2 separate regions of the Homo sapiens genome follow, and region 1 is linked to region 2. A link is a loop called in an ENCODE intact Hi-C map of the cell type or tissue named here. Cell type or tissue: B cell. All regions are shown on one strand. Each heading gives the region's core, and the rest is flanking DNA. Links, peaks and the distances in the headings are about the cores only.

Evidence for each region. Hi-C counts contacts between places; a loop is a spot of excess contacts. Peaks named below come from ENCODE experiments on the same cell type or tissue, not always from the same donor. Only the 100,000 strongest peaks of a DNase experiment are listed, where the experiment ranks them.
Region 1: it touches region 2 in a loop (2.8-fold over the local background); 1 of 110 quality-filtered maps calls a loop at or near these places.

What each region holds. Positions count from the first base shown.
Region 1 is chr6:69,814,008-69,819,400 of GRCh38, forward strand. No RefSeq gene overlaps it. Among named protein-coding and RNA genes, the nearest start is that of LMBRD1, 20 kb to the left of the region's middle. RefSeq lists enhancers at 1,999-2,318, 2,429-2,498. In B cell, for the core only: no CTCF peak of the experiment used is centred there; DNase peaks (open chromatin) are centred at 1,274, 2,244 and 2,784; H3K4me3 peaks cover 2,654 bases; H3K27ac peaks cover 3,649 bases.
Region 2 is chr6:69,879,697-69,885,089 of GRCh38, forward strand. All of the region lies in intron 2 of COL19A1 (collagen type XIX alpha 1 chain), which reads left to right. Among named protein-coding and RNA genes, the nearest start is that of COL19A1, 16 kb to the left of the region's middle. In B cell, for the core only: no CTCF peak of the experiment used is centred there; DNase peaks (open chromatin) are centred at 1,115, 1,835, 2,235 and 3,440; H3K4me3 peaks cover 2,978 bases; H3K27ac peaks cover 5,000 bases.

The sequences.
Region 1 (5,393 bases), core at 100-5,099, 66 kb before region 2:
CACTCAGCAGAAGGGGAAAGACTTGTTTAAATAGAATAATACCAAGGAAAACAGGACTGCTGGTGAAGACAAAGAGGGCGTTTTTCACAGATACTTCATGTTCTAGCAATAGTGGAAAAACAATGCTATTTCAATTTTTGAGTAGTTAATGAGAAACTGATATTTCTAAATAAGAAAAGGCCGAATATCCTTGTTTTAATTAAAGTCTATTGTTCATTTTGTATTGTGCAAAATGAAGACAGCCAGTGATAGCTATAGTTCAAAAAAGATTCTAATTATTTGCAGAATAACTAAGTATATAATGTTTCAGCTTTATATTAAAATACAGCTTTCCTATTAAAAGGATGTTTCTAATTTTAAAAATATGAATAAATTGATGTTATAAAAAATACTGCTGGCTAGGTTTAGCCCTGAATAACAAGAAGGAACAATGTCAAAATTTGTATAGGCCTTTAGTATTTCCATTTAATTTTGAAATGAAGGTTTATTCATTTAAATTTTGGGTTGTTTTATTTTACTCTGTTATGTACTTAATCAAATATTGATAGACCAAATGACTTCAGTAATGTTGGCTCTGTATCTATTTCATTTTTTAGCATCACATATAGATAACCTTTTGCTGATACAGCTTAAGAATTGTACCAAATAAAAAGCCAATGCTATATCTACAAATGAGAACTTAGAAAAAAAAATCTAGCACCAATAAGATATCAAATTTTGACTTTTAAAATTACTTTTTCAATACATAAACATATGTCCACATGCATACTTTCTAGATGGATTGTCATTTCACAGAAGCCTTTTCTCATATTGAAATGGAATGCAGATTGGGTAGTTAAATTTGATAGTGAGAAATAAAAATAAAAAATTCTAAGCCCCCAACTGACTGAACGGACATCTCTCTTGGCCAAGGGGAATCGAGAGAAATCTTGGAAGCTGAATTTACAGTCATGACAGGATGGATGTTCAGACATGCCTCATTATAACCCCCTCCCTTGCTAACCACCATTAGGCTTTCTACTCTGAGGGCTAAACAGAAACTAGCCCTTTCAAAAGACTCCACACTGATAATGTTGATCACTAGCTTATCTTTCCTGGTACAGAACAAAGACAAGATGAAATCAATTGTTCTTTTACCCTTGCCTGAGATGTCTGCTTCCTCTATTCCCTTTTTCTTCACATGTTCACCTTATCTTATGTAAAATGTAGATTTATTAGGCACTAACTAAAAACCTTACAAGTATGTAATCATTAATTTCACTGCTACCTGCCCGCCCCTTTTCTTAAAGGAAAATATGTAAATACTAAACTTCCTGAGAACCTCTTTGGAAAACACAATCACAGAATGCATCTGTGACTTGCATTTTAACCAGGTGAACCCTCAGGCTGGCTCAATAAACATCAATGATCTGAGACTTATGCTTCAGTCACTCACTTTGATCTGTCAACGGAAAACTCTCAAGAAATTTCCTTTTTATATCTTTTAAGCAAACTCACACACACACACACACACACACACACACACACACACACACATACAGCTTTTTCTTTGCTAAGTCTGTATGTCAATTAACATCTGACCAGTACTAGAATAAGCTTAATTTTCAAGGGAAGATGGAGCTTCGTGAAAGATAGAGAGTTGTCCCATCATTTCTGATGATTACAACTCATCTTTCTTCAGGCCAGATTTTTTTTTTTTTCCTGATGTGCAAATACAAGTTTTCACAAGTTTCTTGAAAACCATTCAGTCTTTACCATTACCATGTACCCAAATCAATCATCTGTTTACTATTACCTAATTACCTTGTAACTTATACGTTTCTGGAGCTACCTGTAATCCAGTCTCATGGACTCACACTCAAAGAAACACCAGTTGGGCATAAAAATATAATTAGAAGCAAGGGAGATTTGATTCACGCCCATGAGAAATTACCAAAGGGTAATTAGAGTAATTATACTTCTTTTAAGTTCTCTTTAGACCTCACTCTCATATTCTCTCACATGTCTGCAGGGGCAGATTTACCATCATGTTAATGGAGCTTCAGCGCCAATGATCCACTTGCACAGGTGTTTTCCATGGTCCTGTGGAAAAAAAGGCCTAGCAATGTGTTCCCATGGACCTATGGTTTTTTTGTAAATTTTTGTAAGTAATGTATTTTTGCTTCAGTCTGTTGAGACCACTGTCTCTTTCCATTTTCACTTTCACATTTTGCCTCATATGAGTATCACTGGAGTGGCTGCAGGCATTCTGAGGCTCCAGCTCAGGTTAAGTAGGGTTAGGGATGCATTTAGTTTAGGTTGAGTGGGATGTATTTACATGGAGTTACTCTCATGTTTAGTTAAATTATTGCTAGGCATCCAGGTGTAGCAATGGCTTTCAGGAATATTCTTATTGCCCATGATTCCAATTTGATGTGCACTATGACACAAAGGCAAGACCAGAGGTCTATTTTTGAAAGTGTGGAGCCAAAATGAAGGCTATTTTCTAGATTTTGTGATGTCTGTGGTATTCGGCATCTGTTAAAATTTTCTAATCTGTTTTTCTCATTCTAAATTAAAGTTTACTTTTGAGTCTAACTTTGTATTCATAATTTTCCATTCTTTTTCTTGAGGAGGAGCCCCCACAAAGTTAAAAGCTTGTCTCCTGGATCCGCCTTGCAGATGAGAAAAAAATTCTCACTGCCCTCTCTCTGGTTCCTTCCCAGAAAACTTTCCTGACAGACAGACAGGCTGGCTTTTCACACTAAGCACCACTTCCTGCTTAACAGTGCCCCCATCACTGCTTCCGTCTTTCTGTTGCCTTTTCAAGTACACCTTTCTCACTCACGAATATCTTGCTAAGTATCTGGGTCTTCTTTTCCTAACTGCCTTCTTTTTGAGAAGTAGCTCTGTGTTTTGGAATTAAACATAAATAAAATCCTCCATCTCTTCCACAATTAGCCATTGTTTCTCTAACTTGAGCAATACATAAATTAGTCCTTTTTAAATGGGAAAACATTTTGGGGCAATCTAATGACAACTTATTTTCATGATGCTATTTAAATAAGTAAAAATGTAAAACAATGGATGAATGCCTTAATTTTATAGGCCTTATACAACTTTACAACAAATAAAAATTCAAGTGAAACTTAAAAAGAAGATAAAATCATGTTAATAACATTATTTTAATGTGATGCATAGTGGCATTTGGCTGAAAAAAAATCATTCAGTCCTGAGTTTAATAGTAGAAAGATGCAGACTCATGTCTGGTTTTATAATTAATCTCTTTTGACATTTTGATTTCAATAATGCAAATGTAGAAAATGTCTATTCCCATAAGTATATGGTACAAAATGGTATTAATAACTTCAAGTCTTTGTTTGCAAATTAAGTATAATCAGGCCTTATGCTTAACTAAATCTCTGCCAGTGAGCAATCCTGGAGTGCCAGTTTTATAGTGGAGTCATTTGATAATTGTATAAATGTTTGTTTTTACTTGGAGATAATATGAGTACTGGCACTATTGAAATATGTATTAAATGGGTATGTAATCTAATTATTGCTGGAACTGGAAATAGAACTATTTGTCATTGCATATTTTCTGCTAATGAAATATTAATTACAAAATGGGATGTACATGACAGTATTCTTAAAACCATTTGTTCACAATGTGAATACTGTATAACATTGGCTAACTAAAGAGATTCTTGTGAGGTTAGTAAGCCTGTATTATCATATGTCACAGGATCCATCAATTCTACCATGACATTTTTTTGTTCCAACCAAGGAACTACTTTCACACATTCAGTTTGTTACCTTACACTTACTCCATGCAAAAGAGACAGAAAATATAAACTGCAAGATAGTACTCAGTTATCAGGTACTTCAAATGAACCAGATGATTTAATATAGGCTCGTATTAATTTTGTAAAATTTTTGTGAAAATAAAAATGCAGAATAAAAAATTGACTTAGAGAATTCTCAACTATTGTTGTTTTGCTTTACTAAATAAGATAATTATAAAATGCTTCTTGAAATTTTAGCACTAAAATTATTACTATTGATTTAGTCTATTGTAATAGTTATGCTAAAATATTTTATAGGCTCCCAAAATAATTATTTACATATTTTTAATGTGTTATGTACATATAAAATCAGACTCTAGAAGAAAATACCTGAATAACCAAAAATTATAACACTAGGACTCACACAAAGCCACTCACATGAAACCACTCACCTGTGCTTCAGAAAGCTGAGGGTTTGTAATCTACAAGATAGAAGCCTAAAAGTGTCTGGGCATCACATTATAACTTATCTTGACAACCTCTGTACACATAGGTGTTATATTGCCAACAAAATTTTGTGATTGGTAGTTTGAATGTTGTTATAAGTCATTATAAATATTGACATTCATCTTTGTTTGGGCAGACATAGTTGCCAACTGCCTCTCATGTCCGCAGGCCCTTTGAACCCTGCTCATAACCCTTTGTTGCAGGGACTAGTGGAACACATTAGTGGCCATGTTATACCTGGTATGATTCTGGTTTCTTGGCCAGATGATAAAATTGGGGAAGAGGAGAACAGCCAGTCTGTAGACTGCAAAGTAGGAAACAAGGGGGTCAGGCCCAAGAGTTTTGCCCAAAATGACAATGAGTATAAACTGAATGCAAATTCATGAAGTTCTGAATTTTGAAAAAAGAGGGAGAGAAGTAGTTGGCCAGTTAGTAAACAGAGAAGGAGAAAGGTGTACAGAAAGAAGGTAATAGCAAATATCTGGCAATCGAACTAAGAAGGCAGAGGTTGTGAGTAATCAAAAATGAGAAAGGGAGAAATGCAAGCTCTGAATCCAAAAGAAGGAGGTAAGTGGATATTTAATCAAAGTAGCAAATAAGAGAAAGGATGAAAAAGTATATTTAGTGTAAGAATTGATAGAATTGATTGGCTCCTGAATGACTTTCTACATTCTGAAGTCCATGAAACCAGCCCTACAGAAGGAGATTCTTTTTTTTTTTTTTTTTTTTTTGCGGGGGGCCTGGTTTGGGGAAATTTCCTGACTCCCCAAGATGAATGAGCATGATTTCTGTTTTTCTGCTTTCCACATGGAGCCTTTTAATAAGCTCCACATGAGTTAAGATATTCTCAAGGAACTTCTGTCTTTGCAACAATAAAAGAGACCTAATTAATATAACCTTTTTAATAATTGCACAACACTGTACTCATTAGCTAGCATATGAATTTATGTGTTGTGTTAAAATGGTCCATTTAACTTATCGATTTCTACGACTTTAGCCTCTAGGCCTGGGGTTATGCATGTTATCCACATCTTCAGTGTAGAGACACAGGAAATTATCCGTAACTTTTCGTCAAATGAATGAATGAAACAGCCACTCTAAAAAACTACAAACACATGCACT
Region 2 (5,393 bases), core at 191-5,190:
TTTATAGCCTTTAAGTCATTAAAACAAATCTTGTTAAGATTGAAAAGGCCATAGATTAATGTACTATAACAGAATAAATTACAATTCATTGCTTTCTTCCATTGATCTTCCCATGATGCACATTAGGAATTCCTAAAATTACCTCATTTTTTTCATACGCATAGTATATTAGTCTATGTTTCCTTTCATCTTCAATATTTACAAGTATACATACATGCATGTGTGCCTCTGTGTGTATATATGACATTATGTATCTTTCCCTTTCCTCTTCAATAATTATTCAAGTTATAAGTATGGAAACTCATTACTAATTAGGATTAACAAGGACATATCTAATCTTAATTAGGAAAAAGTGAAAAATCGGATAGGAGGTATAAAAGGAAATGTAGTTTAATTATATGTTCATTTTGTAGTATCTCAGATGAGGCAAACAAAAGGTTGACAGATCTTTAGAGCACCTTTTGAACTAAATAGACAATATTTGCAATTATTAAATGTATCAGTCTTTTCATAAATATTTCCAAAAGGCTTAAGGGCAATTTGAAATATTTACCTTCATCTCTGCTTTTTTAAATTGATTATGTGGTTAATTTGGAAGACTTTTCTTGAACATTGAGTGTGTATAAGTTACTTAGCTAAATGCAATTCATATTACAAGGTTGAATTAGGCACATTGGAGAAGCCATTTGCTAGGGAAAGAGAAACTTCATCTCTCCTATGCAAACGATCACATATAATGTATTCTGATGATAATCACATATGATTATGTACTCTGAGACTGTATTATTGTGCCTATTGTTTTGAATATTTTTTCAATAATTTTTGCTAAACAAGTATAAACCCACTCTAGAGAGACTTTTGAGTTTGAGGCACACATAAAATATAATTACTCATAAAGATCTAACACATCGTAGTCTTTCAGAGTGTTATGTAAGTCTTTATGATTTTTTATTATTTGGCAGAAGGTGCATTTCCTAAAATAATTCACATGAAAGTTTGAATATTCTGTTATTGTACAAAAGACATCCTGTGGCTGTCATACAATTTGGGGGGGAAACTCTTTCTTCAGTGAGAAATTAATCAGCTGTGACTCATGGCAACTACAACTATGTAAAAAAGGAAAAGAGATGTTAGAGCAGCGGAGTTTATTCTGATACGATTTCTACTCTTCTGAATTTGTCTTTTTTGTAAAGAAATATAGTAGGTAATGTGCTTTGCAATTTAATCTGATATGACAGGACTTTTTTAGTTAGAAGGAAGAATGAATCTTTGGTTGAATAGGGACAGTTTTTAGGCACATGCTAGTGGGTAGTAAATGTTCTTGATGATAGCAAGGATTTGAAGGACCTAAATAAATGGTTCTCCAATTTTAACATGAAAAAGAATCACCTGACGTATTTGATTCCTGAGACCTCCTATCGCATATTCCCATTTTGCAGGTCGTACTGGGGTGGGATTTGGTAATTTACATCTTTAACAAGCTCCACAGATGAATCTAATGCAGGATTATCTGAGGAAAACTCTTAGAGAAACACTTACCTTTGGGATAATTAACAGACATTTTGGTTTTCTTTTTTCTTTTCACCTGGTTACCTTGCATTTTATGCACCATTTTATGCCAAGGTTACCTTTTTTTGTTATTTTATTTTATTGTTTGCTTTTAGTAACTTTTTAAAATTGTGATAAGAACACTTAACATGAAGTCTGCCCTCTTAACAAATTTTTAAGTGTATAACACAGTACTGTTAATTATAAACACGGTACTATACAGCAGATGTCTAGAACGTAATCATCTTGCATAACTAACACTTCCCCATCTTGGGATTCCCCTGAATGTTTGCTTTTGTAGCTCTAGTATCTCAACTCTTTAATCAGGTTACATGATGTATAGGACTACCAAAATGCATATATTCTGATCCAATTTACTTCGCTGAATTAATCTTTTGAAAGATTTTCCCAACAATGTGAATTCAAAATTAATCTGAACCCTAACAAGATTCACTTAACATGAAGCATTAAGGGAAATTAATAAAAGAAAAAATTACGTTTGTTTTTATCATGCTATTTGGTAGAGGGTGTTCGTAAAGCAACACGTACTGAATGTGTGATGGAAATTGCTTAACTTCAAGTATCATTTGCATTAATTGAAAATGTCAGCACAGCACTATCAAAGGGATTGTTGAAGAAGATGACAAGCTGGGCATGGCCTGGAAGGAGACCCTTCTTGTGTCTTGTGTATCTGGTTCACAGCGCAAGGTTCCCTTTTTAGTTTCCTCATGTGCAGACCTGCGCGTGTGGTCACTAACCATTTACCGGAGGGAAGTGATTACATCTAAAAATAAAATATAACAAATCTGAGAGAGAGTCTAGGGTTTCAGGGCTGGAGTCTGTGAAGTTGTCAACAGTTTACTATTAAACCTAAATATATGACAGATAGATTGGACCTTTTAATTGCTGTACCTTAACTCTATGGTATGTTAAATAGTTACCTGGAATTGTCACAGTTGGGACAGAATTTAAGAGTAATATGGAGAGATTCAATAATAACTTGAATTTTAAAATTTTGAAGGTATTAGGAATTCAGTCATTTCATATTCTTTCGTCAATTTGCCTATTGAGATCATGGGATAAGATATATTTGTTTATTTTCCCACTGCAAATGAACTTCCATTTGAATGTGGCAGTTTCAGCTCAGTTACTTGTCAAAAGAAGGTGGGGAAGAGAATTGTGTTAAAATATATACAATGCTAGAAAATCTCAAAACTTGCTTTAATTAGTTGCTTAAAACTCTTTCCTCTAATATAGACTATGTATCAAATAATTAAAGTTTCATCTACTTTCTTTAATCTGTTCTAAGGCAAAAGTACTATATCATCATAAAAAGCAATAAGAAACAGAAAACCAGAGTTTAAAAAAACAGGCTAAATAAATAGAAATGACAGAATGCTTTTTAAATAACACATTTTCCTTTCATTATGATAAATCTTCAGTTTAAGTGTCCAGATTGACTTGATTATAAATTTAAATTTAGGCCTGTAACTATTCATATAAGCCCTTCTAAGGTAGTTTTCTATTAATTACAAGGAATTACAAGGAAAAAAACCTATTATTCCAAAATGTGGCTTTTACTAGTTGGCAAACACTTCACGCTTAAACTCAGAGTAAAATGTATGCTGTTATATAGAGAATTTTATTTTGTGTTTTTAAGAAATTCTTGTGTTCAACATTGGTACCATGTAAAAATCCTTCATTGACAAATGTACTTTGTAACTCCTAAATTTTGAAAGTGGAGGAAAGCTTCACAATGATTAGATAAATAATGTAGCTTCTAACTAGGTATTTTCCTTTGGAAGAATTGGACATTTAAGCAGAGGCATGAAGGCAGTGTGAGGGCAAGGCACGTGAACACCTGGAAAGCAGTCACTTGGTCCCCAGGCTCTGAGGCGGCGGCATGCTTGGCATGTGGAAGAAATAGCAAGAAAAACTGGGGGACTGGAGCCAAGTGAATGAGGGGGAGGAGGTGTGAGGGTACATGCTCCTGAGAAATGCATCTGTGCTTTCTGTGTTGTCAAAATCTGATTTCTAAGCCTGCAAGGTCAAAGGCTAGACCTTGGACACTGGTAAATTCACCAAAGCAATAAATCCTGTCCTATGAGACCTCTTGGAAGATGGTCAACCTTTGCCATGTAGGACCCTTCCCGGATATCAGGTGGACAGGCAGGCTTCTGAATGTATGCCCCTCATTACCTCTTGGTAGCCTTATGTCACAGTTAATTGAATATTGTCATATTGTATTATTCATAATACATTGTTATTAAAGTACAGATGTGTGGAGATATGTGCATTTTAGCAAAGTTAAAATATAAGTTATAACTTGACCAGACAAATTATGTTTTCTTTCCCTGCAATCAGCAAACTGGTGTATAAGTAATACAAGAACCCTCACTAAACTGCAAAGAGTATAACAGAACTCGTTTACATTTATTTTGCACGATGACTGTAACTTTGATTTTCCCATTTGTTTTTGTATTACCCAAGGAATGACCTCATCCCCTGGCTTTTCCTAAGGCCAGAAGCCTCTGTGTCCAGAGAGCAACTAGTCCATTTTCAGTCTGAGTATTAGCAGTATACACAGATCTTTCAGGTATTAAATCAGTTGAAAAAACAAAACATTAAAATAACGGATTTTAGCTGATCTGAGCTTCTTAGCCATTCGAGAGGAGAAAAAAGGAATTCAACATACTTTCAGGGAATAATAATAAAAAAAAAGTGTAAAAGAGGGATTTCAACATACCTATGATTAATACTGTATTAAACTGAAGATTTATATGAATGGGTATAGAAAGTATCAGACCTGGCCGGGCTCGGTGGCTCACACCTGTAATCCCAGCACTTTGGGAGGCCGAGGCAGGCGGATTGCCTGAGGTCAGGAGTTCAAGACCAGCCTGGCCAGCATGGTGAAATCCTGTGTCTACTAAAAATATAAAAATTAGCTGTGCGTGGTGGCAGGCACCTATAATCCCAGCTACTTGGGAGGCTGAGGCAGGAGAATCACTTGAACCCAGGAGGCAGAGGTTGCAGTGAGCCAAGACAAGATCACGCCATTGCACTCCAGCCTGGGCGACAGAGCAAGACTTTGTCTCAAAAAAAAAAAAAAAAGTATCAGACCAATGAGAGGAAAAATGTTTAACAAAAGATGTGATGTTATCTTAAGATTAGAATGCCTAGCAATACAATAGGAGGTCAAACCAGTAGGATAAAACAGAGATTAAGGGGAAAAGTGATTTTCTGTGTGTGTGTGTTTAAGCACATGTTTAAAACTGAGGGTGGGAGCATAATGCACTTCTACTAAAGAATGAAGATAATTTCTTAGGTATGCTATTATTTTGTTTAAAATATGTATTTAAGAAGCAATGTTCAATACAGAGGGGGAAAAGTTGGTTATAGGACACTTGTGTTTTCTTTCCACTCTACCATTGAGTGGCTGGCTTTGTGATCTTAACTCCTCTTGGATGACTATGTTCTTAGGTTCTCAGGATTCTAATTTTTGGAAGGAGAAGGGGTAAACATCTTTTTTAAAGTATGTATTTTCTTTGTAGGTAATCTAGATAAAATAATGATATACCCAAATATGATCTAGCTGCCTTCCTTTGGCTCTTTTCTCTTTTTTTTTTTTTCCAGACTGAGTCTCGCTCTGTTGCCCAAGCTGGAGTGCAGTGGCGCGATCTTGGCTCACTGCAACCTCCACCTCTGCCTCCCAGGTTCAAGCGATTCTCCTGCCTCAGCCTCCCAAGTGGATGGGACTATAGGCATGTGCCACCACACCTGGCTAATTTTTTGTATTTTCAGTAGAGATGGGGTTTCACCATGTTGGTCAGGCTGGTCTCGAACTC